Regions from separate parts of the Homo sapiens genome. Here region 2 is linked to region 1. Evidence: chromatin loops called from intact Hi-C (ENCODE). Cell type or tissue: dorsolateral prefrontal cortex. All regions are shown on one strand. Links, peaks and the distances in the headings refer to the core of each region. The heading gives the core; the rest is flanking DNA. Region 1 overlaps KLHL32 (kelch like family member 32). Region 2 overlaps FHL5 (four and a half LIM domains 5).

Region 1 (15,469 bases), core at 4,694-12,693:
AAACATCAGTTACAGAGAAGGAGATTTAGGGCAGGACCCTTTCTCCCTCCTGTTCCCTTTATGTTCCTCCTTGGCTTCTGAGTGAAGAATAGTAAGAATTTGGGCTTTGCTTTACTCGATGATCCACATGTGCACGCTGTAAACAGAACAATGCCTTCAATCTGAGGAAATGATCTTTCATGCTGTAAAAACAGAAAACAAAACAAATGCAACAGACCCCCCCCTTCTCTGTTTCCCTTACAATGATAAAATGCTCTACCTATCGCCCTTGCGTCCCAGCCTCTCACATCCCAGCAGCACGCCTCCTCTTGCAGGTCACGTCTTTCACATAAAAGTGCTAAACTAATGCCGCTTAATGACAAATTAATGTCCATGAATAAAAAATACACCTCTAATAGCATAGAGTAATTTGCCATTACAATATCATCATTGGACATGCCCCTGGTTTAATACGATGTATTTAATTCATAACCTAATGAGTGATATATAAAAAGAGGGAGATGAACCCTGCAATTACATTTATGTGAGTCTGTCACCTTATTTGTAAAACCTTAGAGTCATTTACATTCAAATTAGAACAAATGAGTGATTTCACAAAGTGTGCTGATAAATGACCACAGCAGCCCAAGACAAAACTGTATTTCCTGTGAACACATTAACAGTTTCCTATTATTTGTTAAAAATTACAGTGCATATTGCCCAGTGTGGTGTGAATAATGACTTTTTTACTGATTAGGTCAGAAGACTAATATGTAGCAAAATAAATAATTTTTCTTTTCATTATTTTTTCTGATTTTTGCTTTAAATTAACTACTGAATTCTGGTGGATTCACACTGCCACCTGCTGTCTAGCAATAGATATTAAACCTATATTCCTATCAAAAAGGGAGTTGCGTATTCAGTACTTTGGTGGTTTTATTTGAAAAGTCTACATGATGGTTCTGTTTATCAATACATTTAAATTGCATATTATTAAAAAGACAATGATACTTGGTGCACATAAAGAATGGTTGTTAATAAAACAATATAATATGCTTGGGCAAGGTGATACAAAATGTATAAACTTTTTTTTTTCTTTTTTGGAAAGGTAACGGCAAAAAAGAGACATCTTCATCAAAGCTTCTGATGCATCACTTGCAGGAGATGTAACACAAAATTCAGTTGCCAATATTCCTGATCTTATGGCATTGTGCATCAGCAGAGGTGATGGTGTGTGTATGTGTGTGTGTGTGTGTGTGTGTGTCTGTATGAAGTTTTCCCCATTCCTACCCCTTGGTACAATCTAAAGGGGACTGAGAGGCTCTGCCCGCCACTGAGGATATCTACCAATGAATCTTCTCCCCTAATGGCAAGTCCCAATATGAAAACTCTGCCTTAGGGCCCAGAACAAAGCAGGCTAGGAAAGGCACAGTGGCTGGAGATGAAGCCAGGGAGGAACAGGCCTGGCCTTGAAGATGAGGCTAAAGACTTTTGTGGGAGAAATAATGCACCTGAATGATGATCAGGGTAGCTAATGAAAGTTTTCAAGCCAGATCAACATCCTAGTTCTGAATTTAAGTTTCTCCATCTGTAAAAAGAAAACAACACCCACCAGTGTTAAGGGGTGACTTAGCAGTGGAAATGGGAGTCCCTGCAAAACACTCAGCATGGATAGGCCCTCAATATATGTGGTTCCCTTTCTTGGGAAAGATAGTGATGGTCTGGGGGCCATGGGTTACCACAGATTGAGGCTAGAAACAAGCAGACTGCTCAGGAGGGTACTGTAACCTATAGACAAGATTAATGGGAGCCTAAAGAAAGGCACCCCCCCATCAATTAGCATTAAATACATTGCCCAGCTTTCCTTTTTCCCACACACATGCTTTGAGAACCTGTGAGAAGGCTAATTAGGGGGCTAATTAAATAGCTGTCCTCATTGACACAGAGGAGCACTGCTCCTGCCATGTGGGGTTCCTTTTCTCAGCAGCCTGCCAGAGGAAATGAAAGAGAAAGGAGCCCACACAGTGCCAGGTATCCCTTTCCTTTTCAGGAGGGCAGCAGCACCATTTACATGTTCACAGGAACTGCAGGATGGTGAGGCTCAGGGAGCTTCCACCAACGGTTTCCCTTGGAGCTGCTTTGTAGTGAGCACTGGAGGGCAATGGTATATTTGAGCCGGTCTGCCCTTCACTCCTCTGGCAGAGAAACCAAAGAAAGAATGGCATTTTAAGAACAACAAAACAATACCAGACATCTTAGTGAAGAGAGCGGTTTCAAAAACTCCTAGTTGACAAAGTACCACACAAAGATAGAGAATATATCAGCATTGATTGAAGGGGCACAATTCCTGGGTACATTTTAAGCACTGGGAATTTTTCACATTAATAAAATATTATTTTTATATACTCAATGAAATAGTCCCACATTAAATTAAAAATCAGTTGAACAATATTACCAAAACACAGCAAATAGATATAGCTATGGAGACTATATCAAAATATAAAAGTAGATTGAATTGACCCAGTCTGTGATTTTTATAATCCTAAGAGAGAAGCAGGGTATATATATTTTTTAAAGGCTGAAATAAGGAAGGTTTCTACGTCGACATGATTTTGATACTCATATAGTCAAAATTTCCTTCTACAAGTTTGACATCTTGCAATAATCACAGATAAAAAGAAAAAGTAAAGTTACATGACAAAATGAAAACATTTGTGAAAAGTCAGTGAAAATTTCAACCACTATTCAAGAAGCCTGAATAATAACGGTCCACAAGCATGTATGCATGCTACACTTTTACCTCAGCACAATAATGAAATGCAGAAGTTAAATTCCAAAGTATACAAGTCACTTAGTATCTCAACAGATCACCCATCTGATGGGATAGAGGAAAATACCCATGGACCTTTAATGTTCATCTGGAATTCTCACTTACAGAAAATTATAGGCTTAGGTATACCCACACACCCCTGCATATACACACCATTTATAATGTACATCATGATAACTAACGCTCTAACCAAACTGTGTCAGCATGCATCACTGATTACTATCTGCCATGGGGAAAGTGAATCAGGTGATGATGCGTAAAGCCCAAGTTGCAATATTTGATGTAGAAATGTCAAATAAAAGTAATTTTAATTTCACAAGTCAAACACACACTTTTGAAGTCTTATAACCTTTCTACATGATTCCCATTTGCTACAGGCAGAAAGGGATTAAAAATAGCTTTCCTATACCACGTAACAATATTGAGAGGAAAAGAAAGGAAAATAAGGTAAAAAAAAATCATTAACCATTTACTGTTAGATTAAATGTGCTCAAATAATCATAAGAATTCCATAAACTGTATTTGAATTTTCCTCAGGTGAACATGGCTGACCTTCCTCACACTGTCTCCCTGGGAAGTGCTGGTTCCTATTTTCCAGGGTTGCTGGGAAGATTAAATAAGATGCTAGATGAGAAAGAGCTTTGTAAACTACCTAAGAGGTAACAGAAGTCAATGATAAAAGTATACATTTAAAATTACAGAAAGTGATTTAAAAGGAAAATAAAGTAATTGGGCAGGAAAACAAAACTTTTCTGCTCACTAATATCATGTCATATGCACAAAGATAGTGGAATTAAATTGTGTGATGAATTTATTATTTCTTCAAATTAATTTTTTAATGCTATAATAAATGCAAGTGAAGGTGACACCAGTGGGGGAAGTGGGAGGATCCTAAAATTGCAAATTAGTTAGTAACACTCTATAAAGTCCAAGAGACTCATAGCCATGCTGTCTGCCTAAGATGCCCCACAGACTCCTACCTAACAAGAAGTTTTCATCCAACCAAGAAATGGTCTTTGGAATCAGAACGTCCTACCAGCCATATTGCCTCAGACAAGTTGGATATATTTTGAGTCTCTGATGTTTTAGATCTATAAAAATGGGCAAAGTTATTGTGAGGACTGAATGTGAAACAACTGTGAACACACAGTCAGTGCTTGGTGTTCGGGGGTTTTCTCTCCCTCCTTCTCATGGGGCCTTTCCTGACCAGCAAATCAGGGAGGAATACGCACATTACTCATCCCTTCTCCGGCATTTACTGCCTGGGAAGTTCACATGGTAATTAATTACATAGGACTTTGTGATTTACTAGATACTGTTACTGAAATCTTCAATGACTATTAGACTTTTCTTGCATTTGTGATTATTTCCATAACCAGACAATATTGCTTCGGACTAGGACTCCTTTTAGCGACACCTCCCCCGGCTCCTGCAGGGAACCCTGTGCATGGTCACTGAGTTGATCGGCTGCTCAATGGTCGTGGGGACCTAAGGTGGGCAGGACAGTGGAGGAAGACTCCTGCTTCTGTGATTGGATGCAAGAGCTGCAGCCGCCCTCCTAGGAACTTCTCAGCTTGTGTCCTGGAGAAACTCTACTACCACAGCCCACACCCCACCCCCACTTTACCTGTCATTCAGCTCCAGTTGTTGGGGGCCAGCTTATGACTGTGGGGAAAGGAATGTGAAGGGTGTATGAGCAGGATGCAAGCTCACATACCTGGATGAGATAGTGGGAGCATAAATTGAGAAGCTCCAACAGCTGTAGGTGACTGCCCGCTGCTAGCACATCCTGGATCACACCTGGCTCCAGCAAAATCTGTTTTGTTTGTTAACAAAAATAAAACTATCAGTTACACTTAAAAATATAATGCTGCTTAATATGTAGATATACCATAGTATATTTAAATTGCTGCTTTACGTACTCTATTTCAATTAACACTGTTCCTTTTTATGGAAGTCAGTTCTTCTCTTCCTGTTCTGATTAATGAGCTGTGGCCCTTACTCTAACAGCCAATTTTTCTCTTTACTGCATGTGCTGATACCATTTGTGTGTGTGAAGCTCTGCACTTAACCACTTATTTTTTTGTAGAAGGGTATAAACATTTTCAAAGAAAAACATAACCCTCTTAAAATTCAGTTTGTGATATAATCTTATAAAATGCAAAAGAACTGAGTTTTAGTTTTTCAAAGTATATTTCAGAATTTTGCTCTTTAGTAGACCACAGAAACAGGTATTTTAGGGAAAGGGGCATATGTTTCTCCTTGCCATATAAGACCAGAGGTGGATATTAGTCCATTTTACTTCTAAGTCCTACAACAGTAAGCTTCATACGCAAACTTCCATTTTCCTCTTTCTCAGTCTCAGATTCTCTTATCCTTTCTATTTAAAATAAAGGAGGTTCAACTAGCATTTTCAGAATACAAAGACATCACATAGAGGTAATGCCTCCCAAGTATCCTGGTGATACCAATTTTTCACTTTGTTAAGTCCAATTATCTACCTACTGCTGCCAGCTCTTGAGCAGCTGATCAGGGCTGGAAAAAAGGCACACGACCATGTTGACAAAATTCACATGAATTACTGCCAGGTGCAAGGAGGCCTTTAGTGATGCCCCAGCCCTCCATTCTAACCCATTTCCCCAGCCCAGTGCTTCCTGAATCTGGTCTCTGGACCAGCAGCATTGGCATCACCTAGGAACTTATTAAACTGCAAACTCTTGGGAGCCTCCCAGACATACTGAATCAGTAAGTTTCAGGGTGAGGCAACTAGTGTTTTTAACAAGTGTCCTGAGTGGCTCTGATGCACAGGGAGGCACTAGTCAATTCACCCCTCCACTCTACTACTTCAGCACGCTCCTTTCTCAAGCCTCCAACTCCTTCTCTGCCACTGGATTTTCACTTCATGATCTTTGAAAACCTCTTACCACCAAATCTACCAACCTATCTACCTACATCTGTATCAGTACCTTTTGCTCTCCCCAACAGTCCACTTGTGTGCTTGATCCCAACCCCTTCTGCCTGCAATTCTCCCCTCTTGTTCCTGCATCACTATAGGTTCTCTTTCTACTGGATGGTAGGTTTGAAAACCTCAGGGTCATTCTTGACTCTTGTTTTCCTTAGGCCTTATATCGAATCCATCAGCCAGTCCTGCTGGTTCTATCTTCAAAATAGTTTCGGAATTCAATCACTGCTCATGACTTCGATAATCACTGCTTTAGTCCAGTCCATTCCTCTTCCTAAACTTAACTGTAATCACCTCCTAGCTAGTTGCACTGCTTTCTCCTTTGTCCACTCACACTATCTGTTTTAATAATATCAACCAGACTGGTTCTTTAAAACCACAAATGAAATCATGTCACTGTTTTTATTCAGAACTTTCTGAAGACTTTCCATCTCCATGAAAATAAAATCCAAAAAGTCTCCACTATAACCTAAAAAGTTATTGAATATGCTGAGCACCTTGGTGTTTACAACTAGTTGTTTGCTCTGCCTGGGCCACTCCCTCATATACTTCAGATAACGTCTTACCTGAGATACCTTCCCTGACCATCCTATGTAGAACAGTAACCCACCCCTGAACAGCCATCATTCCCTAGCTCCTAACTTTGTTTTATTCTTCACCATAGTGCTTACCACCTCACATTATATATCTTTTTGCCTATTTGCTAATTTTTCTCTGCTCAGTATAAGTTTCAGGAGAGCAGGGACTTAGTCTATTTTGTATCCCCAGCACTTAGAACAATGTTCAGCACACATAGCTGTTGCTCAATATTCATGAAGTTACTTAATTAAAATGCTAATGAATTAATTGATCTCTACACATGTTTTTTATTCAGAATCAATTTTAACTAATTTTATAAGAAAGAAAAAAGGACTCTATATTTCTAAGTGGCAAAGTAAAGAAGTGAAAAAGTTAAGCACATGTGGCAAAAATACCAACACTCATCTTATTCTGAAAAATCTTTATATCTCCTTTTCCATCTAGTCAGAAAGAGAAACCCGTCTTTCGCCAACTCCTCAAGGAAGGAGGCTTTGACTGACATTCACGAAATTAGTGCAGCTCCCATCAGAGGAGCAAGGATGTTGTATAGTCTTGCAGAAGAGGCATGGCCTAAGGAGGAGAATGGGGAATAGATGGATTAGAAAGGTTGGTTTAGCCTTTAAATCCTGTCAGTTGCGCTCATTTCACACAACTGGTATTTATGATAACCTCCAAGGCTCACTAATAGCAAACACAAAGACAGTGATCACAGAGAGACAAGATGAATATTCCATAGCATGTGTTACATGTCCAGCAGGCTGACTTCCAGAAGCCTGCACATGAAAAACCCATACGGCGATTGTTTTTGTCTTTTTTTATTTTTTGTTTTGTAGTTTTTTCCTTCCACTCATTATAACATAAGTTTTTCTAAAATATGCTTTAGCACAGAAAATCTCTAAGTGCTCTTAAAGGGTTGGAGAAAGAAACCCTACCAGGACAGCTGTTCTCACTTATGGAAACAGAACCAGTGTTTGCAAACCTCACTGTACCAGAGGCTTTTGATTCAGCTTTGTTGCTCTTTGGTGACTGACTGTTCGAATATATTTTTCCAGGGAATTTGTGTTTGGCCAGCAATGAAATCAAAGGTCAAGTCTCCTCATGATTTACAGTGTGGTGAATTTATCTGTCACCTGCCTCGAAGGACTGGCCAAAAGAACAACCTCTGCAGAAAAAAAGGGATCTCAAACACACAGGTTTATGGAGAACAACTAAGACAGCTGCATTTAACTTCTGCCAAGCATTATATTTAGGTATTTCAGAAACATACCCATCAACATGTAGTCTGACACTCAAACCAGGACAGATAGGAAGAAGGGTGACTCAAGGACCACCTGCAGGAAGGAAGAGATGTTCCCCAAGATCTGAAAGCACACAGGGTGGGAATAGGAGCTAATGTGAGTGGCCTGACACATCCAGTCACTCATCAGTCTGGAGGAGCATATCACAGCTAGAGGCATAAACAGTGGACAAGACAAAATGTCTTAATAACAAGAGATCAAGAAAATGCTAGATACATAAAGCCAAGTGGTCCAGAATCCAGGGGCGGGATGGGGCGGGCTGGGGGAAGTGGGGGGAAAGGAAACCCTAAAAGAAGCCAAACTAGGTTGGGCATTGCCTCTACCCCCAGTGACGCTCACCTGCTTGGGTGGAGCTCACCTGTAGAGCTGGGGCTTCTCCAGATTTGCAAACAGGTTTTGATGCAACCAGGAGCAAACTTAGGTGGGGGCATGAATGTTTCTTGTTCACAGAACCACCTGTATAGAGGATTCTTTCCCCGCCTGACCTCCAGGTGGTGGAACACAAGGGGCTGTTCTCGAATGAGGGATGTTGGACAGTGCTAGCAGAGAGGTCACCTCTAGTCTCACCTCACCAAGTAATGAGATGATCACATCTCATTACTTGGGTCTGGCCCAGGAACATCTCCTGCAATTTGTAGCAGGCAAGGTCATATGAATAAGGAGAGGGCCACGACTGATTCCCATTCCAAATGCTGAAACTCTACACTCATTTTGGTGGGGATAAGAACCGACCAGTGGCTGTATTTAGGGTGACACAGAATGGTGTGACAAAGTAATAGTGTAAAACCCACAAGTGCAGGAGAAGGGGATGGGTACCTGGTAGGAGAAATTATGTCAGAATTCAGTCATGAGGTGGCCCAATCACCCTCCTGGTAGGAGGCACTCTTGAATACTGTGTGCCAACATGTCCTCTGGTCACCAATCCAAGCAGGGTTGGTAGCAGACAGGAGAATTTGCATGATCTCCAATGAAGACCCTCTAAACTGCAATAAGACTGGGACTCCTGGTCTCCAGGCAGAATATGGGGCCAGAATCCGGTGAAAGAGGAGGAGAATGGGACCTGAGGTGAGATTCTGTATAGAGCATGATGACGTGGGCCACCTCAGTCAGTGCCCACACCTCACATGGGGGCTCTGGGAGGGTGGAGCTGGGACTGAGCGGTGGGAGTAGGGACACCCCACAGTCCCCAGGGCATCCCTGCCCCTCCTTCTTCAGCTCATCCTCCTGGATCATCAGATGTCCACTCTCTCAATTCTGTCTTCTTTTTCTCTTTATTTTCCCTCTCCCTTATACCTAGCCTCTTGGATTGGTGGCTGGTAGGGACTGTCTTTAACAGCCATGGTAAGTCTCAGTGTGACCTTTTTTTTTCTCCTGCCTGTGATCAAGTGAGTTGGCATCTTCAGAAAATTTTGTATCTTCAGATCTTCAAAGCTATCTTCTTCATTTCTTGCATAAGGAGATTTTTTAATTACCTGCTTCTTGGTCTATGTGTACAGTGGACTGAAGGATTTGAGCATGTTAAAATCAGACAACTAAGGTCTTTAGTAAACACACATACCATGTGTGCACATGAACAACACGCTTTTGCAAGCAAAACAAGCGCTTGTACAACTGCAAATTAGAGTGGTCTAATACCATTTATGAGAATAAATGATTACATTTCCTCCCTTCTTTATAGTTTGTTTCTTTGGTATTTTTTTTTTCCTGTATAGTATTACAGAATGGCAAATTATCAGAATCTTGAATTTATAATCATCAAATGAACTGGATACAACAGCATAAATAGCTGTTAAATGATCATATATTCAACACACATAAAATGTTTTGCATAAAGTTATTTATGACAGAATTCTCACAGATGGAACATGAAACACAAGATCTATCTAGCTATGAGAAATTTCTACCAATCTAGTTTTAGTTTCAAAACCACTGCACTAAGGACTTTTTATCCACAAGGTGGCAGCCATTTAAAGGAAAAGAATTTTCTAAATTGACTCATGCACTGCACATCTATATCTGACATCTGAAGTTTATTTTTAAGAAAGAAAAACATAGTTCAGGTAAGGATAATAAAACACATGAATTCCAGTTTCTAAATGTTGTGATCATATTGGGAAATGTTCATAAATATGCCTGTTGAAGTGCTCCATCTGAGCAATACTGGCTAGAATTCAGTAGTTCTCTATGAATCAGAGAATTCAAACTTTTGAGGCTTGTATTTGGAAAACCTCACCATGTAGCCCCAACCTGCTGTTAAAAACTTTTCTCCAGTTTTATGACCTTCTGGTCCCTTTGCTAAAGCCAGTAATCTACTAGTCTCCACACTCAGGCAATACCTTGTTCTCCATCTTCAATGTCCTCCTCATTCCTTTAATTTCCATATGTCAAAATCCTACTCATTTCAAGATCCAACTCTAAATCCACTCCTTATACAAAGCTTGGCAAGATCTCTCCCCACCCCTACCTCATCCTGGGTCTCCACAGACATCTGGTGAACTAATAAGCCCATGTGTTCTAGGTCACGCTGTCTGCTTTCAAATCCTGGCTCCTACACTTGCTGACAGAATCAACTTGGGAGAACAGCTCAACTCCAGGTGCCTCAGTGTTCTTATTTGTACAGTGAAAATAATGATGTCTACCTCAAAAACTGTTTTAAGGACCAAAAGAATGCTTGTGTATCATTACAATTGTGTGTGTCTATATGTAACAAAGCAGCTTAAACAAATATAAGGGTTACTTTTCCAATAACATTTGGATTAGGCCACTTAGAGTGGCAACCAGCCTCCTTGTATTTTCCTGCTTGGCAAATCTCAGGCTGTGGTTTCATGGTCTCAAATTGGCTGCCATACCACCAGGCATTATGTCTACATTCAAAGCAGAAAGAAAGGAGAGGTCAAAGAACAAAAAACATTTGCCAGCTGAGTCTGGCATTGTTTATCAGAAAAACAATAGATTTCTTACAAACACTGTTACAGAGACTTCCATTTACATCTCATTGGCTGGGTGGCTACACATAGCTGTAAAAGAGCCTGGGAAATTAAATTTTTATGGCTAGATGCACCATAGTCCCAAATCAAATTAGAGTTCTATATAAAGAAAAAAGAGGAAATGAATATTGGTAGGCAATCAGGGCATTAGCCATGGGACTTAGCACATATATATATGAGGAAAACTACAAAACTCTGATGAGAGAAATCAAAGAAAAACTAAATAAATGGAAAGATGGCCCATGTCTGTGGATAAAAAGGACTCCATATTGTCAAGATGTCAGTTCTTCCCAACTCAATTTATAGATTCAATGTAATCTTATTCAAAATCCCACAGTTATTTTTTGTGTATTAACAAACAGATTCTAAAGCTTATATGAAGAAGCAAAAGACCCAAAATAGCCAACACGATGTTGAAGGAGAACAAAGTTGGAGGACTGACAATACCCGCTTCAAGACTAAAAAAAACTACAGTTATCAAGACAGTGTGACATTGGCAAAAGAAGAGAGAAACAGATCAATGGAACAGAACAGAGAGCTCAGAAACAGACTCACATAAATATGGTCAATGAAAGAGCATAGATAATATTATAGATAATATAATAATAATGGATAAAAGATAGTCTTTTCAAGAATGGGGCTAGATTAATTGGACACTCACATACAAAAATTGAACCTGGACACAGCTCTCAAATCCTTCACAAAAATAAACTCAAAACGGATTACAGATGTAGATGTAAAATGCAAAACTAGAAAACTCTTACAAGGTAACATAGGAGAAGATCTAGATAACTTTGGGTATGACAATGACTCTTTAGATACAGCACCAAAAACATGGTCCATGAAAGACATAATTGACAACTTGGACTTTTTTAAAATTAAAAACTTCTGCTCCACAAAATACACTATTAGGAAATTGAGAAGACAAGCCATAGGCTAAGAGAAAATATTTGCAACAGATACATCTGCTAAAGGAATGTTATCCAAAATATCAAAAAACAAGATCTTAACACTCAACAATGAAAAAAATGAACCATCTGATTTTTTGAAATGGGGGCGGGAGGGGGGTGTAAAAGATCTGAGCGGATACCTCACCAAAGAAGACAGGTGGCAAATAAGCATATAAAAAGATACTCGGCCGGGCGCGGTGGCTCACGCCTGTAATCCCAGCACTTTGGGAGGCCGAGACGGGCGGATCACGAGGTCAGGAGATCGAGACCATCCTGGCTAACACAGTGAAACCCCGTCTCTACTAAAAATACAAAAATTAGCCGGGCATGGTGGCGCGTGCCTGTAGTCCCAGCTACACAGGAGGCTGAGGCAGGAGAATGGCGTGAACCCGGGAGGCGGAGCTTGCAGTGAGTCGAGATCGCGCCACTGCACTCCAGCCTGGGCGACAGAGCGAAACTCCGTCTCAAAAAAAAAAAAAAAAAAAAAAAAAAAAAGATACTCACATAGGAAAACTGCATTTTTTGTACATATTTTGTTAGATTTACGCCTGTTTAATTTTTGGGGTATTAATTTCTAAAAATAGTTTTAACTTTTTAAAACAGTCCCCCAAACCCAAAAGATGAATAATATGTTGTGATACATGAAAATTATATGAAATTCAAATTTAAGTATAAATAGAGTTTTATTATAACATAGCTATGCTTATTCATTTACATATTTGTCTCTGGCAGTTTTCATGCTACAACAGCTAAGTTGAGTAGTTGCGAAATAAACTTTATTTACTTTTTAAAATAGAGACAGGGTCTTGCTATGTTGCCCAGCCTGGTGTCGAGCTCCGGGGCTCAAACGATCTTTCTGCTTTGGCCTCCCAAAGTGCTGAGACTATGGTCGTGACCCACTGCACCCAGCTGTGACAGAAACTTTATATGGCCTGAATTATTTACTGAATTATTTTTGGCTCCTCACAAAAAAAGTTTGCTGATCCTTGGTCTAGAGTATAGGTAGGGGCTGGGAGTCAATAGCATAAGATAATAGCAAGTTATTTGTCAATACCAAATAACTTGGGTCTGGATGACATCACCAAGGAAGCTAGTTGGATTAAACAGGAGGGTTCTGAAGCAGGAAGGATTTGAAGCCTACAGAGTGGGGAGGAGCAAGCAAAGCCACCTGGAAAGGAGTGACGGGAAGGCTGGTGGTGGCACAGAATAAAAGCCCACAGTGAGCAGTGTTACAAAGGCCAAGAGAGAATAGGCAGGCTGGTGGGCCGGGCCTGGTGGCTCACGTTTGTAATCCCAGCACTTTGGGAGGCCAAGGCGGGAGGATCACGAGGTCAGGAGATCAAGACCATCCTGGCTAACATGGTGAAACCCCGACTCTACTAAAAATACAAAAAATTAGCCGGGCGTGGTGGCGGGCGCCTGTAGTCCCAGCTACTAGGGAGGCTGAGGCAGGAGAATGGCGTGAACCCGGGAAGCGGAGCTTCCAGTGAGCCGAGATCGTGCCACTGCACTCCAGCCTGGGTGACAGAGCGAGACTTCATCTCAAAAAAAAAAAAAAAAAGAAAAAAAAAGAAAAAAAAAGAAAAGGGAGGCTGGCTATGCTGCACGAAGCTGTGAGGTCACATATGACAGTATTTAATTAGATTTGGCAATATTTGTGACTGCCAAGAACAGTTTTAGTGGAATGATGAAGATAAAAGCCTCCAGACTTGGAGTGGAAAAGTGAGTGATAAATGAGTGAAAGTGAGGAAAAATAACTTTATGTAACACTTTTCATAAGCTCTGCTGTGAGAAGAGTCAGAGAAATAAGTGGTAGCTCAAGAGGAATATAGAAATAAGAAGGGGTTTTTTTTTTTTTTTTTTTTTTTTTTAGACAGGTTCTCAGTCTGTTACCTCGGCTGGGGTGCAGGGGCACGATATCGGCCCACTGCAACCTCCACCTCCCAGGTTCAAGCAATTCTTTCACGTCAACCTCTCAACTAGCTGGGAGTACAGGCACATGTCACCACACCTGGTTAATTTTTGTATTTTTAGTAGAGACAGAGTTTCACCATGTTGGCCAGGATGGTCTTGAATTCCTGGCCTCAAGTAACCCACCTGCGTTGGCCTCCCAAAGTGCTGGGATTACAGGCATGAGCCACCACACCTGGCAAGAAAAGGATTCTTAAAGGTGAGCAATAGAATGCAGTAGAGGAGAAACTGATGGCAGAAGAGACAGCAGCAGGATAACAGGAGTGATATTGGACAGAGTCGGAGGGAGTGGATCTGGACCCTACGTGGGGGAGATTAGTCTCTGACAGTTCAGGGATACCCCTCCCACTGTAAAAGAGGGATATACCCAGAATAAGTTCAGAAACAGGGAGGGTTGAGAATTTGATGGTAAGATGATGAAGATCTTCCTTTCTGTTTCTATTTTCTCAATGGACGGTGACTTTTCCTTATGATATGTGTACTGGAGGTAGGTTAGTGAGGGGAATGTCTCTAAAAAGAGAAGAGAGAGGGTGAGAAACTCATCAAGAAGAGGAGGAAAGCAAATTTACTAGGGAAACAGATTAACATTGCCTGGCATTGGGTATCTGTCTGAGATTTGGGGTCATGGATTTGAAGTGAAAACAGTGACTTTCTCCAGTGCCAACCAGCAGAATTGATTCTTACAGTTGGATTCAACAAATAATTCTCCAAAGATGCCACAAGCTGGAATCAATTTTTATCCTCTCTTATATTTTTTTTAGACAGGATCTCACTCTGTTGCCCAGGCTGGGGCGCAGTGGCACGATATCAGCCCAATGCATCCTCTGCCTCCCGGGTTCAAGCAATTCTTCCACCTCAACCTCCCGAATAGCCGGGAGTACAGGCTGTATTCTTTGGGCTGTGCCAAGTTGTTCCTACTTTGACAGATACATGATACATAGAGATGAATGGCTATCATTAGTTTTTAAGGTGCTATATCTGTCTATTCAATTACTATAGAATAAATGCCTATTATTTTCTTCCTGCAAAGTATAATGCAAATTACTGTCTTATTTTTCAGGCAGTCCTTGACAAAGAACTACAACTCAATTATCCATTCTCCTACCTGAATTAGTGCAACTTTTGAAGCATCAAACATACTCAGGTATTTTTCTATGTTATATATGCAAATAATTCAGATCCCTGCTAATCCATTTCTTAAAAATGCAATGGTGTGTTGATCTGGCATTTCCAATCACAGTTTGACCTACTGTGAGAAAGCACCAATGTACATTTTCTCATCAGTGCATCCCTAACAACTAGTAAGTCCTTAGCATATAGTAGGTGTTCATTAAGTATTTGCTGAATTAATGAATCTAAATTTGAGAATAAAATGTAAATGGATGGTTTTTATGAAGTATACAAAAATAAAATATTCACAAGTTAACTTAGAGTATTCAATACATTCAAATTATGCCTTCATTTGAATGTTCTCATCATTATTTTACTCAAATGGAATATAACTTCCAATATAAATCATCTTAAAAGTACTGTTTAGCAAATTATTTATCCTGATATTAATTACAATTTGACCATATATTTTTGCTATCATGTTGCTTTCTTTTTAAAAAACTTAAGTTAGAATTGTAAAACTCCCATATACTGCTGCTTCATACAAATACTGAATACTTCCAGCAGAGGGCTCAAGAATTCTATTTTAAGGAAAAAAGAATTCCTTATTATGAATATTTAAGGAAAAGTGAAAGAAAAGAAAGAAAATAAGATGTTTTGTAGTCTATGCATACATTATGTGTAGTCTATGTATTTTGTAGTGTATGTGTAGTATATGCACAGACTACAAAATATCTATGTATGAATGCATAGTATATAAATAAAAATGCATAGTATATAAATAAAAGGCATAGTACACAATA
Region 2 (15,469 bases), core at 4,871-12,870, 440 kb after region 1:
TCTTGAATCAGTGTCCATTTTCTCTGTCTGCTTTGTTGACTCAACGTTTATCTCTATTACTGTGTGTGTGGGTGTGTCTGCGTGGGAGGTGGATGAGCAGTAAAGAAGAAGGAAAAAGGACATATTTGTCTTTGGGCTTCTATTTATTTTTCAGTTCACACTATATCCCAGAAAGCCCCCACATTTAAACATTTACACGCCAGGCACTATGTAAGTGCTTTATACATTAGTTAATCTTTGTAACAATGCTAGGAGGAAAGTTGTATTACTATCATACCTATGATATAGATAAGGAAAATAAAGCTGAGTGAGGTGAAAAGCTTCCCCAAGGTCACATAGCTACTAAGGGATAGAATCAAGATTCAAATCCAGGTCTGTCTGACACCAAAGTCAATGCTCTTTGCTGCTGTCCTTATTTGAGTAAGGAGTTGTAGTATGAACTTTAGGAGAGCAGATGTGGATGCTGTGAACCACATAGAACATATCTCCGGGGGCGTTAATGGGGAAAGAGCTAAGAAATGGGTCATAAATTGGCCAGACTATAGCGGTCAGTGTATGAAATGCTGAGAGCTCATAGGTGCTCAGGTCATCTTGAAGAAAATACATGCTTTGCAGGAAGAATGAGGGATTGAGGAGATGCTGGTCAAAGGCTACAAAATATCAGTTAGAAGGACGAATAATTTCAAGAAATCTATTGTATAACTTAGTGACTACAGTTAAAAGAATGTATTAATACTTGAAAATTGTATATTTTAAGTGTTCTCACCACAAATAAATAATATGTGAGATAATGCATATGTTAATTAGCTTTATTTAGCTATGCCAGAATGTATATGTATTTATAAACATCATGCTCTATGCTATAAATATATACAATTTTATATGTCAATTAAAATAAATAAGAAAAGAATACATAAGAATGAGGCAATATCTGTATGGGAATTTCTGTGATAGATCACTGAGATGAAAAGTATGTTAAAGGACCCATCTCACAAAATGGAAATCATTTTGTCAAAAAAATGAATGTGGGAGAAAAGAATGAACAAAGGATTTGATGTTTTGTACTGGGGAAAAGAATATGGTTGTACCTATTCATAGGGAAAATGGTAGTAGAGCTATCTTGGTTAAAAAAAAATAAGTAGCCAGGTGCAGTGGCTCATGCCTGTAATCCCAACACTTTGGTAGGCCGAGGCGGTGGATCACGAGGTCTGGAGTTCAAGACCAGCCTGGCCAACATGGTGAAACCCCATCTCTACTAAAAAAATACAAAAATTAGCCAGGCGTGGTGGTGGGCACCTGTAATCCAGCTACTTGGGAGGCTGAAGCAGATAATTGCTTGAACCTGGGAGGCAGAGGTTGCAGTAAGCCGAGATTGCGCCACTGCACTCCAGCCTTAGTGACAGAGCGAGACTCTACCTCAGAAAAAAAAAAAAAAAGGCAAAAAAAGCAATACTTCTATCACTGGCTCTGCAAATGTGATAGGCTGTTATCCAGACATAGAACAAGGAAGAGGAGTGGCTATTGGACAAAAGAGGAGAAGATGTTGGTGTGAAGTATATGTGGAAATCATTACTCAAGACAATTAGGATGGCTAAGCCTGTTTTGACAGCATACTTGGAAAGAGAAGGATGGTGTCAGACAAAGATCAGAAAACCAGACTCCTAAATTAAAGAAAAAGAAGAAGTAAAGAGAAAGTTGACCATGAATCAGTTCAATGATAGATTGATGGATTTGAAATAGGCCTTTGAAAGAAAACATCAGATGTGTACTATCAAACTGTGCAACTGTTTAGGATAGAACTTTTCACTGTGCTAAATTAGATCAGCGCATAATTTTCAGTTAATTTTTGACTGATGGAAATATCACTTTGATGTGGTCTGCTGTATCTGACTTCTCCTCACGTTTGGATTTCTGCTACTGAAAGTGCACTCCAGGGACCAGAGCTATAACCAAGTGCCAAGCCCCATTCCAATAACAAAATTAACCATTATGGCTCTTTAGGAATCTCCAAGATAGTCTTCAATTTTAAATTATCTCCTTTCCTTTCTGTGCCCCTACACATGGTGAGGCCAGTATTTATGCCTGGCTTTCCCAGATAATTGCTGGGTGGCTACTAGCCCTAGTTGAGACAATGGTTTAGAAAAAGCCTCTTACTGATTTCAGAAAGTCTACATATACCACAGAAGACATACTACTTGCTGTGGCCCCTACCTCCAGGACTTCACGGACCAGTTAGCTACAGATTAAAAAACTTTGTCTAGGGAGACAGACTTAATGCCGATCCAATTTTCTTCAAGAGGGAAAGTCCGAGTCCAAATATCTGTTGTATCTGTTGTGGTTACCACCTTTTGAGTGCCCTTCCTCCAAGGTCAGTCTCCCTCCATTGCATTGTCCCCAGTTATGATGAAAGTTTCTCCACAGGTTAAAAATTACCACTCAATCTACAGCCTTTGGGACATAGAGGAAACTTCTGTGGCTTGTTAAATCACTGTATTTCGGTATTTCACACAGTATATGCTACTGACATTTAATCAGAAGAAACAACTTTTTTCTAAAACTAAATTGTTAATAAGGAGATTACAACTATTTGACAAGAATAAAACATAGTCTAAAGTTTGGAAAAAGTGCTAGGGGAAAATGGAGTAAACTTTGATGTAGTCATGAGGCCCTTTATACTCTTGTTGATTAAAATTTGCCTGATAAATTACTTTCTGGAAATAAAATTTAATTCCTCCATGCCACTCACACTCCCCAGTGTCAGGGCATTCAATAATAAATGGGATCTGGATAAAATGCATTCTTCAAATGTAATTATTACTTTAAATATCATATAATGATTATCTCTTCTTTAAAAGACGCTTTTACTTTAAGACATGCATACCAAAATTTTATAGATTAAATAATATGTCTTGGATTTGCTTCAAAGTAATGCTTGTGTTAGTAGGAGGGAATATGTGGAAGTATAGCAAAAAGATTGAGTGGGAGATAATGTTTGAATCTGGGTGATGGCTACTTGCGTGTGTATTATACCACTCACTCTACTTTTGAATATGTTTGAAATTTTCCATCATAAAAAGCTCAAAAATAATATAATGGTCACCCTTAAAGCCAGTCAGTTCTCATCAACATTATTACTTTTCTCAAAGGCAAATCATTCAGAACTACAAAGCAACTGTACATTATACTCACTACTCACCTCTGACCCCCTAGGTCTTCATTGGGCAAGCAATGTTGGCAAAATGTTTTAACTTTCCAGGGAAAAGCTTCAGGGAATTCAGCTTGACAGGGTGAGTGTAGAAGAATTTATACTAAACTTTTATGTGTTTCTGCAGAATCCCTTCCTGCTGGATCAAGAGACCTATATGTTCATATGCCAGAAAAAAGGTGAGGCTCTAAAAAGAGAGGAGAGATTATGGACAGAACTTGGTTTTATTAGTCTCTATGAGCCCTGGAATCAAAATATATGTTAAAAGATGTTTATAAGATTTACTCAATTAGAATTCTCTTGAAAATTCTATTAAGTACTTTTCTAATACTCTTCTTTTTTGCAAAATACCAGAGTTTCTGAGTTCAAGTACAATTTCGCCCAGAAAAACAATAGTACACCCAAATGTACTGATTGTTTTAGAGTTGGTCTGTTACATCGCTGTTCACAGATATGTTATGCCAATTTTTCAACCAGCTCAGCAGCTGCAAGATTAAATAATAAGGTAGAGACCATTATGGTAAGTGCAGGTATAATTTTAGTTATAGATAGAGAGATGGATATTGTTTATAAGTTGATCCACTGTTTATGGGAATTTTGGCATAGTGTTATATATTCAGGCTTGACTGGGTCAAATCTGTCTTGACTTTCTCTCTTACAGCATAGCCTTGGGCAAGTTATGAAACCTTTCTGTGTCTAGTTTTTCCCTAAGGTCTTTCACTGTGTGTAAATTAACTGAATTTATGTTCATAAAGGATCCAGAACAGAATTAGTTCTTGTGCTTGTGCTTATGAAGCTTATAGTAATAAATATGCTATTAGACTTCAATCCTAGAATGTTAGACCTGGAAGAAAATACTATAATTGCTTAGTCTATTTCTCTTATTTTATAGTTAAAAAGCTTGAAAAAACTGCCAATGTCCAGGTTCCACCACCAGAGAATTGGGCCTGGGGTAGGGCCCCCAGGCAAATCTAATATGCTAAGAGGGATGAAAACCATGACTTACAAGTTACAGGAAACTGTCCTACTGGAGGCTTTTCAGCTTAACTCTAATATCTGGCATCTGGATAGATCATTCTATGTGGGCTCTCAGCCCTTCTCCCAACATGTCTGTGCATCTGTTCCTTCTGTGTTAGAGCAGAGTAACACAAACATATAATTAGTATGCTCATACCTAATATTTATAACTCTGAAACCTCTGATTTTTCTTTCCCAGCTTAAAAATACTGATGTGTTTTAAAATGCCACTTGTGAAAAGGCTAGCATTGCAGGGGTAGAGGTGAAAGCAATTTGCATAACTTCTGGAGCTTAGAAAGGAGCCTGGACTAATACAGTAATAGTGCTTTGGACAGTAACAATTTTCTGCCATCTAGTGGATAATTCAAAGAATAAACCATACGTTTACTTTTTTTTTTAAAAAATCGCATTTTCATGAAACTATGACTTCTAAGTATCCTGCCACTTTTTTTTTGTTAGTAAAACAACTACTTTTCCACAAACAGTTCCTCAAATTTATTCTTTCATTGGTTTTATTGATTGATTCTTTTAATGTGAATAAAATTATGCCTCCTTTTAAAATGTTGCTAGAATGATGGGGCACAGTGGCTCAAACATGTAATTCCAGCACTTTGGGAGGCCAAGGCAGATGGGTTGCTTGAGCCCAGGAGTTGGAGACAAGTGTGGTCAACATGGTGAAACCCCATCTCTACAAAAAATACAAAAATTAGCCAGCCATGGTGGCGCACACCTGTGGTCTGGGCTACTCGGGAGGCTGAGGTAGGAGGATCGCTTGAACCCGGTTGGCAGAGGTTGCAGCGAGCTGAGATAGCGCCACTTCACTCCAGCCTGGGTGACAGAGCCAGACCATCTCAAAAAAAAGAAGTTGCTAAAAAATGTGGACACACAAAATATAAATCCAGCATGCTCCATTTCTAAATGTTTGCCTACTTAGAGGCCTGTAATAAGGATCAATTGTGCTTATATTTGGCTCTTTCTAAAGTTTCTCCTTTCTAATTTTGGAGGTCGTAGTGTCCAAGGTTAAGAGCATGGTTTGGCCCTAAAGCCAAACCTCTTACTTAAAACTCTGGCCTTCTTGTAATAACTGTGGGATCTTGGAGAACTTAACTTCTTTGTGCTCCAGTTTTCCTATCTGGTAATGATAGTATATACTGCATAAGGCTACTGGAGGAATGAAATTCATGCAGTCCTTGGTGTTCAGTGTTATTAATGCTTTTATCATTATTGTTTACATGTGTATCAATGTTTACCAGTTTTGAGGAAGAAATTCAGAAGTGACTTGTCCTGTGACTCAATTCAATTTTAAAACTCAACATTTATTTAAGCTTATTTTATACCCAACATTATGGGAAATACAATGCTGAATGAGACATTGCCCTATTTTGAATCAATAGTTTCAGATGACTATAGGATAATTAACTATATAACTCAAAGCAAATATAATGAGTATGATATGAGAATTGTCATAAATACATAGGAGGGGGTGAATATTTCCAGCTGGAAAGGTTGACTTGTGAGTGATAAATGGCTAAATTTTAATTTGGAATTAATTGCATAAATGGCGATGATAGGGAGGACTACCCAGGTAGGAGACTATTTTGAGCAAAAGAACCAAGTTGAAGAAAATCCAGTATTTATTTATTTTGGGAGCAATGAGTAATAAGATATGGCTAAAGCAGAATGTTTCTTCATTCTTTCACCCAACACTTATTTCAGCACCTTCTCTGTACTAGGTTTTGTTCTAGGCAATGCATATTTGATGGTGAATAGAATAGACAAAGACTCCATCCTCAGAGGTACCTATTCTAGTGGGGAAAAATGCTGATAGAGTAGCCTACGAAGAGCCATGAGGCCAGATTTTGGAGGTGAACTAATGGAGAGCCAGTAAAGGCTGCTGAGCAAGATGAAGCCATAATCAGATGCTAATTAAGAAATATTGATCTGGTGGAGGAAAGGTGTAGGATAGATGAAAGGATGAGGCCATGGAGATACAAAAACATGTTTTAACAGGAGATAATTTAAAGCATCTAGATGAGAGGTAATGAAGCTTGAACCATGGCAGTGAAAAGGAGAAAACAGTCTTAAGAGACATTCAACAAGTGAAACAAGACCTGCGACCAGCAGGAAGTGGGTATGTGGGAAAGGGGAAATGGTAACACTAGGCTTTCTGCAGAGAGTGGTGGCACCATGTATTTGTATTAATAGCATCACTGATATCATAGACTCTGGAATCAGATCCATACGTATTGTAATAACTCGAGCCAATTATTGTCCCTCTTTTAACCTCAAATTCCTCATCAGTACAATGAGAATAATTTAAAGTACCAGTTTATTAGATTATTGTAGAAAATGAAGGCAAGCGCATTTCATATTCCTAGGGACATGGAGAGTGCTGGAGGTTCTTACTGGGGGAGGTAAAGAAAGCTAAGACAACATCACCTACACCTGCCTGCATTTGCTTCAGATGTATTTGAAAGGGAGATTGTTGTCACTTTAAGGTAACAATTATTCACAAAGAAGATAACTAGCTGAAGATTTTCAACAATTATTGTACATTATGATTACAAACTAAAGGTCTTTAATATTTCTTTTGAGAATCAAAGCAGTTGTGGGTTTTGATATTACTCTCCTCATAAACTGACAAAAGCCTCATACTGGCAGCTAGAAACATACTTCTTATGAGAGATAATAGAAGATTTTATGAAAAACCTAAGAATGAGAATTAAAGTTTCAATACCCAGAGAGTTTTTATTTCTCCCAGTTTTAATATCTGTCTCTGAACATTTTCTAGCTGTGGACTTGTATTTCTGTTCTTAGAAGCTACATATTGAGTTTAATACTGGGGCATCAGGCAAGAAAAGTGTGGGTGCTAGTTAAGGACCAGGTAAATGGATAAAGAAATGCCTAGATGTTTATTTTCTAGAATTCCATCCGAAGTAATTATGTTAATATCCTAAACTTATATCCACTAGGAATTAGTGCACATTAAGAGAAGGAGAACACTGGAACAGGAAAGGTGAAAGTGTCAAAAAAAAAATAGGAAGCTTAATAAGGAAGAACAAGAGAAATGCTGTACCATGGGAGGATTGAGGCAGCCCATAAATGCTGTTCTGGTATGATAAAATAATTTAATATGTCCAAAGCTACACATACTCAGCGTAGGTTAAAGTAAAATTGGCTGCATTTTTGAGGAACACAGAGAATGCATTTTGAGATTTAATCAAAGTAAGTACAATTGCATTTCTAGCTGTCTGTACACACATGATACAAAACTTGGACAGATTGACTCCAAATTTGGCAGGCATATTTAGGATGGTCTGGCTTAACAAAAAGCTATGCAATGCCTAAAACATCTACTTTGAGGGCCCTAGAGGAAACTTCAAATATAGGCAGTTATTCTCCAAAGCACCTGAAAATTAAGTGTCTCCAGACACCCTGTGAGTGCTGGTTGAGAAAGGCATATTCTATAGATTAATAGTATATGGACAGAGGAAACAGTGGTATCAAAATCAAAACTTCAATGAAGATACTTGAAACTAGAGGCATTAATTTGCCATCTAGCTGCTTCTTACATGGGCAACTCTATACAACATGATTGAGGCCAATAGCAAAAGGGATTTACATATTAATCATGATTATTGACAACTGACACTAGGAGAATATTATAGCAATAATATTTTCACAACTAGAATTTAATTCAGAAAGTATTTATTGGCTGTCTACCCAGTGCCAGACACTTCACTAAGCACTGAGTTTATCAAAGATGAATAAACATATGATATAGGGTCGAGTAGGGGTGGGAAGGAAGGTGAAGATAATTGACATTTTAATAACTTTATAATATGTTGAATATGTTCCAGGTAGATGTAAAGCAGTTTGCATATATTTTATTTCATATTCACATCAAACTTTTTGAGATTTATACTGGAAAATTGAGAAACCAAGGCTCAGAGTTCGGTAACTTAACCAAACGTCACATAACAAGCCCGTGGCAGAGCTGGGATCTGAAACCAGCTTTTCTGACTCCAAGAACCATCGTTTAACCAGGTTGCCTATCACTCCTAACTGTAATATAAACCAAGTTGTTTAAACTTCTCACAGAATTATAAAAAAGAAGTTGCAGGAAATGATTAAATTTTGCTAAGGGATATTAGTAAAGGTTTCACATAGGAGGCAACTTTGATCTGGGCTTTAGAGGTTGACTAAAATTTTGACAGGCAGGTGAGAGGAAGAGAATCCTAAGCAGAGGAAACAGCATGGGCAGGAGCACATAAAAATTAAAGTGAATGGTATTTTGGGGAAACAAAATAAGTCTGCAAGGGAAAACGAAAAAATTGTGGCTTTTCTTACAGGGCTCAGATGTAAGGAATTGGTGAGAGGGAAAATCCAAGATAGATTTAAAAAAAACCCAGCTTTATTGAGCTATAGTTTACATATCATGCAGTTCACTCATTTCAAGTCTATAAGTCAATGATTTTTAGTAATTTTATCAAGTGGTGCAATGATTACCATAAATTAGTTTGAGAATATTTTCATTCTTTCCAAAAAGTTTCCTCGTGGGCATTTGCAGTTAATTACAATTCATGACCCTAACCCCAGGAAACCACTAATCGACTTTGTCTCTGGAAATTTGCCTGTTCTGAGCATCTTGTATACATGGAATCATACAGTATGTGGCCTTTTTGTCTGACTTCTTTCACTTAGCGTAATATTTCCAAAGTTCATTCATGTTGTAGCATGTATCAATACTTCATTCCTTTTTATGGCTGCATCATATTATATTATATGGCTGTATCATACTTCTTTCATCTATTTATCAGTTGAATACTTGGATTGTTTCAAGTTTGGGCTATTATGAATAATGCTGCTATGAACATTTGTGTGGACATATATTTTCATTTCTCTTGGGCAGATATGAGTGAAATTTCTGGGTTTTATGGTAGTTTTATGTTTAGCTTTTTGAGAAACTATCAAACTGTTTTCCAAAATAGCTGTATCATTTTCTATCATTTTCATTACTGCCAGCAATATATGAAAGTTCCTGTCCCTCTACATCCGTAACAATACTTGTTACTGTCTGTCTTATTATAGCCATTCTAGTCTGTGTGAAATGGTATCTCATTGTGGTTTTAATTTGCATTTCCCTAATGACTACTTTTCATGTACCCAAGACTTGAATTCAAAAAGCTCTATTTGGATGATGCATTAACTATGATGAGGAACAGAGGACGATAAGTGGAATTTGGAGGAAGGATAATAAAGTTATTTTTAGGTGTGTGCATGACATTGGTTTGAGATGTCCAAAAGGCAATGAGAAACCTGGGTCTGGAACTCAGAAGAGAATTCAAGGCAGAAGATGTATATTTGGAACTCAGCTATCCAGAGAAAGCAATTGAAATCATGGAATTAGGTAAGTTCACCAACAGAGAAAATATAGAGCAAGGAGGTCAAGAATATTTAGGAATATTTGTTTTTAAGAAATTGATAGAGGATGGTGTGCCAGTGAATGGGGCAGAGATTTAGGAGACATAGGAGAGAATGGTGTCATGGATGCCACTGGCAGAAAGATTTTGAAGAAGCTTGAGGAAGCCAACGATAGCAAGTGCCTATCTCATAGCAGACAGAAAGTTGAAGAAGCAATCATGGACTTTTGTGGCTACATATTAGTTGGTGATGTCTAAGAGAGTAATTTCCATGGAGGGGAGAAGACTGATACTAACTGTAGTCCTTAAGCCCAAAATTTTATCAAACTTTTCCTTTTTTTGTGCATGTATTTTGCCTCTTGTAACTATCTTGTAGTTTTGGAAAGTTTCTATTACATAGGGAAAACAAAAGTTTTAAAATTTTAATTTTTTATTTTTTTTCAGAAATGTCAAAATTTTTATCACCACACTCTTTTTCTCCATTTTTCCTCTATCCATACTCCTTCATTCATTTCCTGTTTGAGAGGTTGGGTTGAAGCTCTCAAATAAACAGACTTATCAGTGATGCTACAGAGGCAAACAAGGGATAGGATGTCATTTTTTAAAGAAGGAATAAGCCTTAAGGATTCAGTGTGTGGAATTCCGTAAATATCAAACTTTTTGTTTTTGTGTGTAGCAGGAATAGCATTTAATGTCACTGTTTGAGTCACTGGATGAATGTCTGCTGAGCTCATTAATGTTCCTCATTTAGAGAACCCTTTATGGACATCCACTCCATAAGTTTGTTAACATTCGTGGGAAAATATTTGACCCAAATACTCTTTGCTCCTCGGTGACAGGGATCATAATTCTATCACAGCGAGCTGTTCCCTTTCTCAACCACAGTGATATAAAATCCAGTCATTTCAAATACGTGTAAACTCTGTTATTTCTTTTATAGACTCCAACTTTGAGTCTGAATCTCGTTTCTTTTCCCTCCTTTTTGATTTCCTCCATATTGAACTGAGTATCTAGTCTAAAGCTTATCAACCAGAAAAATTCAGAATGGTTATAATTATCATACAAAACTTCTCTAATTCTCTCTGGATGATACATTTTTGGGACCATCTAAGAAGGCACATGGATGACTTGAATGGATGGTCTCATTTCTAAATTCTTTTGAGATGGATGGTTCAAATGAAGCCTTGATGTCCTCTCTCCTCGATATCCTTTTTTAAATGTTGACATAACACAATACAGATTCAGTAAATTCTGAGAAGTCTTAAGGCCAAATCTATCCTGGTGATGTATTTTCCCAAGTCTTGACAGGTCTCCTTTACCTCTCCCTGAAAAGAGGACCTCAAAGTTCCCATACATTTTTTAATGATGATCCCATCTCAGTCAATCCTGCAATGTTTCTGGTAGGATAATGAAGATCTAAAGACTTAATACTCCTGGAAGAAGAGGTTTAGGATAAAGGTAATACCTAACAACTGTAATTTCTAGTGATATTCTGACTCTTTCATTGAAGAGACACTATTCCAAGACAAAAAGTTTATCTTTTGGGTCCCCACAAGATCAGTACTTTTCAAAACCATGTGATTTAAAAAGTGAACTAGAAATGTTTGATGAGGGTGTTCTTTCAAATAGTCTTTGTGGAACATCTTTGGTCGTTAAAAGAATTCAGCTTCCAAGATTAATTCTGGAGAGTAACTAAATGATACTAATAATGTGGATTAAAGTTTCATGAAGATTTGTGTACTAGACATAAATTTTGCTTTAGATAGAATAAATAAGGGTTTAAAGCCACCAAGAGTTTTAGCAATTCCTTACATATAGAAATAAGAAATTAGCAAAAGACTATCTGCATCAAAGCAGAAAAATTCAATTGAAGTGGGATTTTTTTCATGAAATATTTTCAGAGTCACAGAAATAATAATTAGAGGATATTTTTAGTTTAGAATATTTTCACCATTTTATTACTGTAAGAAAGAGCATAGCTATGGATCCCCTAATTTAACAGAAGAGAGATTCTGTTTGGGTCGGACAATTTTGTTTTTTTCCTATTAATGCCCTGAAATAATATCTGAATATATAGTTATAATTTGAATGTTGTAAAAACAGATGGGTAATAGAAGGTAAAAGTTATCATGTTTCTTTATGTAATCGAAGTAGAAACACTACAGAATTTATTCCACACCTATTCTGTTTACTAAACAGTTAATGTAAAAAATAAATCTTTAAAAATAATGTGAGTAATATAGACTATGTAAAATGTAAATTTATTCAGTATAAGAGACTTCTAAAAACCAATGTATAAAATTAGCAAAAACTGTATCATTATCATAATAAACATCTATCTATAGGTGCATTACAGACTATGTGCTTGATTAAATATATCTAAAACATACCGTAACAACTATTTTCTTTTTTTTTCTTTTTGTTTTGAGAGAGAGTCTTGCTCTGTCGCCCAGGCTGGAGTGCAGTGGCGCCATCTCGGCTCACTGCAAGCTCCGCGTCCCGGGTTCACGCCATTCTCCTGCCTCAGCCTCCCGAGTATCTGGGACTACAGGCGCCCGCCACCGTGCCCGGCTAATTTTTTGTATTTTTAGTAGAGACGGGGTTTCACCGTGTTAGCCAGGCTGGTCTAGATCTCCTGACCTCGTGATCCGCCCGCCTTGGCCTCCCAAAGTGCTGGGATTACAGGCGTGAGCCACCGTGCCCGGCTAAACAACCATTTTCTTATTTAAAACACAGACAATTAACAATATGCCAAGTAGATTAAAAGTTATTTTTTTCTTAAATTCAAAAATGGTATTGCTAACATGAAATGTGTTTTTGGATTGACTTTTCATTTGTGATATTAAATTTGGCAGTTTTTTTTAACCATTTGTGATTAGTGTTATGCATTTTTCATAATGGTAGGCCAATATTTTACTCTAATGAACAATCTAGTGTTTCTTTTTTTTAAGTTATAGCAACGATGTAAGCTTTGAAGCCTGGATTGTAACATAACCACATTTTACTTAACCAGTGGAGCTAGTTTGTCCCAATTTAACACTTTTATAATGCCAAGTTAAAATTGAACCCTTGGGCTTCCTAGTCATTATTATTGAAGCAGAAATACATTTTTGCTTCTTTTGTCATCTTTAATCCCCAACATGACAAAATAAAATATTTTGACTTGTTGACTTGCATACTCATCTTTGCCAACAAATGTAACTCGTGGCCTTCAATGCCTTCTTCCTCTTTCTTTTCACTTTTGTAGCCATTAACCAAACTTATTCCTTCAGTAAGAAACTTAATCCTTGGAACCTTGCTTTCTTTGGTTCTATTCCACAAAGGATCAAAAGCATAATTTTCCTCAAACACTACAATAATTATTTTCTTCCTTTACTTATGAACAGTTGGTAACTTTCTATGGCCGGTTATGTCACTTTTTATCCTAAGAGTTAATATTCTCCCTTCCTCTGACTCTTTCTCTTTTAGCAATCTTATTTTCTCCTGCTCTTCGGCAGTCTCTGCTACTTCCAAGCCATCTGGTTGTTATTGGCACATGGGATTTGCTTTTAACTTCTTTCCTGCCCATGCAGATGTCACCTTTGAATTACTGGGAGCCCACTGTTTCCTGAGTCAGTCCATTTCATCTTTGGATAAGTCCATTAAGGAGTTTTTCTCTTTGTTACATAAACCATATAAATCAACTATATAATTTTTACATTTATCTTTGTGTGTGTTACGCAAAGACCTAAGGAGGTCTTTTTCTTAGTTGTTTTGCATATGTGTGCTATGTCTACATATGTGGTGCTTTGTTTAACCTGCAGGCAAGGATCTTTGCATCAGGCACTTCTGCATTTCCATACCATGATCCATCCTCCTACAACTCCAGACCCACAACAGTATAAGCTCTAACTTTTGGCATAGTACATGTTTAATGGATGTTTGATGTGTAGGATACCTTCTAAATGCAGAACTATTTATATGTAAAAGTATATATATTTATACTTATGAAAGGATAATAAAATCTTTAGGAAATGATTCTGTGAATTTTAATTGTAAAGCTAGAATACAAGTCTGATCATGTGCATACTCACTGCCCCCACACAGTAAAATGCCTAAACATTTCCAATTGTTTAACTAAGAAAACATTACATGTTGTATATGTATCTATAATTGGTTAACAGAGAAGATGTTACATGTTATATATCTATCTAAACCTAAGTGGCTTGGTTTTCTCTATGTGTAATGTGCTATTATTTTCTATATCATAGATTTAGTTCTACCTGTGAAATTTCATATAATGCAGAAAAAATATTGATAGTTTTGCCTGTATTTTTCAATGTGAATATGAAAAAATACCTTGGCATTGTTAATCCAAAAATACATTTATAGTTTTCAAATAGTCTATCTAGCAGAACACTTATTAGTATCTCTAAATTATTAACATCGCTGAATATTCTTGCATTTTAAACTATTTCAAAAATTATTTCCATAACAATTTTAATTGAATCTCCTGTGATGCTATTTTGGTAATTGTAATCAGCAGTATCTTACAATTAGATTTTAATCAAAACCTTTAATGCTATAATGTGTAATCTGAGAGAAGACAGTTATATATCTATGTGGGCTTCTTCTCCTGACCTCCCTCTACTCCATCCAAGAGATGCTATAACCAATGTGAAAACAGATCATGGAGAGCAGAGGTTGCTTTCCATTTGTCCCAAGTAATGTGGAAAATATCCAGGGGTAGCAAGATAGGGTCATGATCAGTTAAAGTCTGGTATAAAGATAAACCTGGTGATGGACTTCTCACTAAGGCTCTTTACTTCCTGTGTGATCAATAAACACTGACTGACTTATAGGACAGTTGCTTAGGGTTAGGAGTGCACCTCCTGGTTATGCAGGAGATTGAAACTGGGGGCACAACTGGCTTGGGGTAAGGGGGGTGTGGCACAGGTGTGGGGGAAGAGTGGGGAGGGCTCGCCTACAGCCCACATTACTCTATTGTGCTGCTTTGCAGGTTCTGAATTATCAGCAGTGAATTATTCTTTTTCAGCTTTTATTATTACTAGATTTCTTTAAAGCCCACTTTTATGTCTGCCCATTAATCATTTATGTAATTTTAGAAGGCAATAATGCATGAGGCACAGAGCTAATTATGCATTCTATTATGTCGTTAGATATCTGGATGAAAGTCATGTTCCAAGACTCAATCCCTTCCCTAAAACTCATTTCCACAAGTGAAGATTTAATGATCTATTTATTTTAAAGGTTTGCCTTTGGGGACAAAGATTATCCTGGTTAGCTCCACTTGAAAGAATAGACTTTTATTTCATGGAATCTGTAAGCGTTTAGAAAAATCACTGTGGACTTTGAAAATATATTTAATACAAAACGTGTTGAAACCCATGCTTTGGCTATCCCTAGGTAGAAATGATCCTCTTTATACCTATGCAGATTATGAGAGCCATAATGTCCTCAGTTCTCATATTCCATTGAGTAAACACAGAACTAGCAAGCTGTGGAAGCAGTGTGTATGAGGGCAAATTGTAGCTTTGTTTTTTAATTCTACAGTCAGTATGTGTGAAAAAAAGGATGATTTTTAAATGATAACAATTCTTAAATGTGATAATTGCTAATGAATTTACTCTGATCAGTTTTGTTCTTTTACCATTCATAGCTAATTTATCACATTACATATAACCAGGAATGCAAACACTAGCCTCATGTATACCTCTCAGTTTGATCTCTTAGTTTTTCTTTTACTCTTCAGGTATGAAAAACCTCATTCTTCAGTAATTACATCCACAGCTCCTAGGTATATGTCATATATTTGATTATGAAG

What was found. Peaks named below come from ENCODE experiments on the same cell type or tissue, not always from the same donor. Only the 100,000 strongest peaks of a DNase experiment are listed, where the experiment ranks them.
Region 2: a loop joins it to region 1, with 6 times the contacts of the local background. A loop is called at or near these places in 89 of 110 quality-filtered maps.

The regions. Positions count from the first base shown.
Region 1 is chr6:97,053,784-97,069,252 of GRCh38, reverse strand. KLHL32 (kelch like family member 32) reads right to left here. Exons shown (of 11, transcript NM_052904.4): 5 at 4,527-4,625. Among named protein-coding and RNA genes, the nearest start is that of KLHL32, 140 kb to the right of the region's middle. In dorsolateral prefrontal cortex, for the core only: a CTCF peak has its summit at 9,589 (motif pointing right); no DNase peak of the experiment used is centred there; H3K27ac peaks cover 4,992 bases.
Region 2 is chr6:96,616,035-96,631,503 of GRCh38, reverse strand. FHL5 (four and a half LIM domains 5) reads right to left here. Exons shown (of 6, transcript NM_001322466.2): 6 at 12,878-15,469. Among named protein-coding and RNA genes, the nearest start is that of FHL5, 61 kb to the right of the region's middle. In dorsolateral prefrontal cortex, for the core only: no CTCF peak of the experiment used is centred there; no DNase peak of the experiment used is centred there.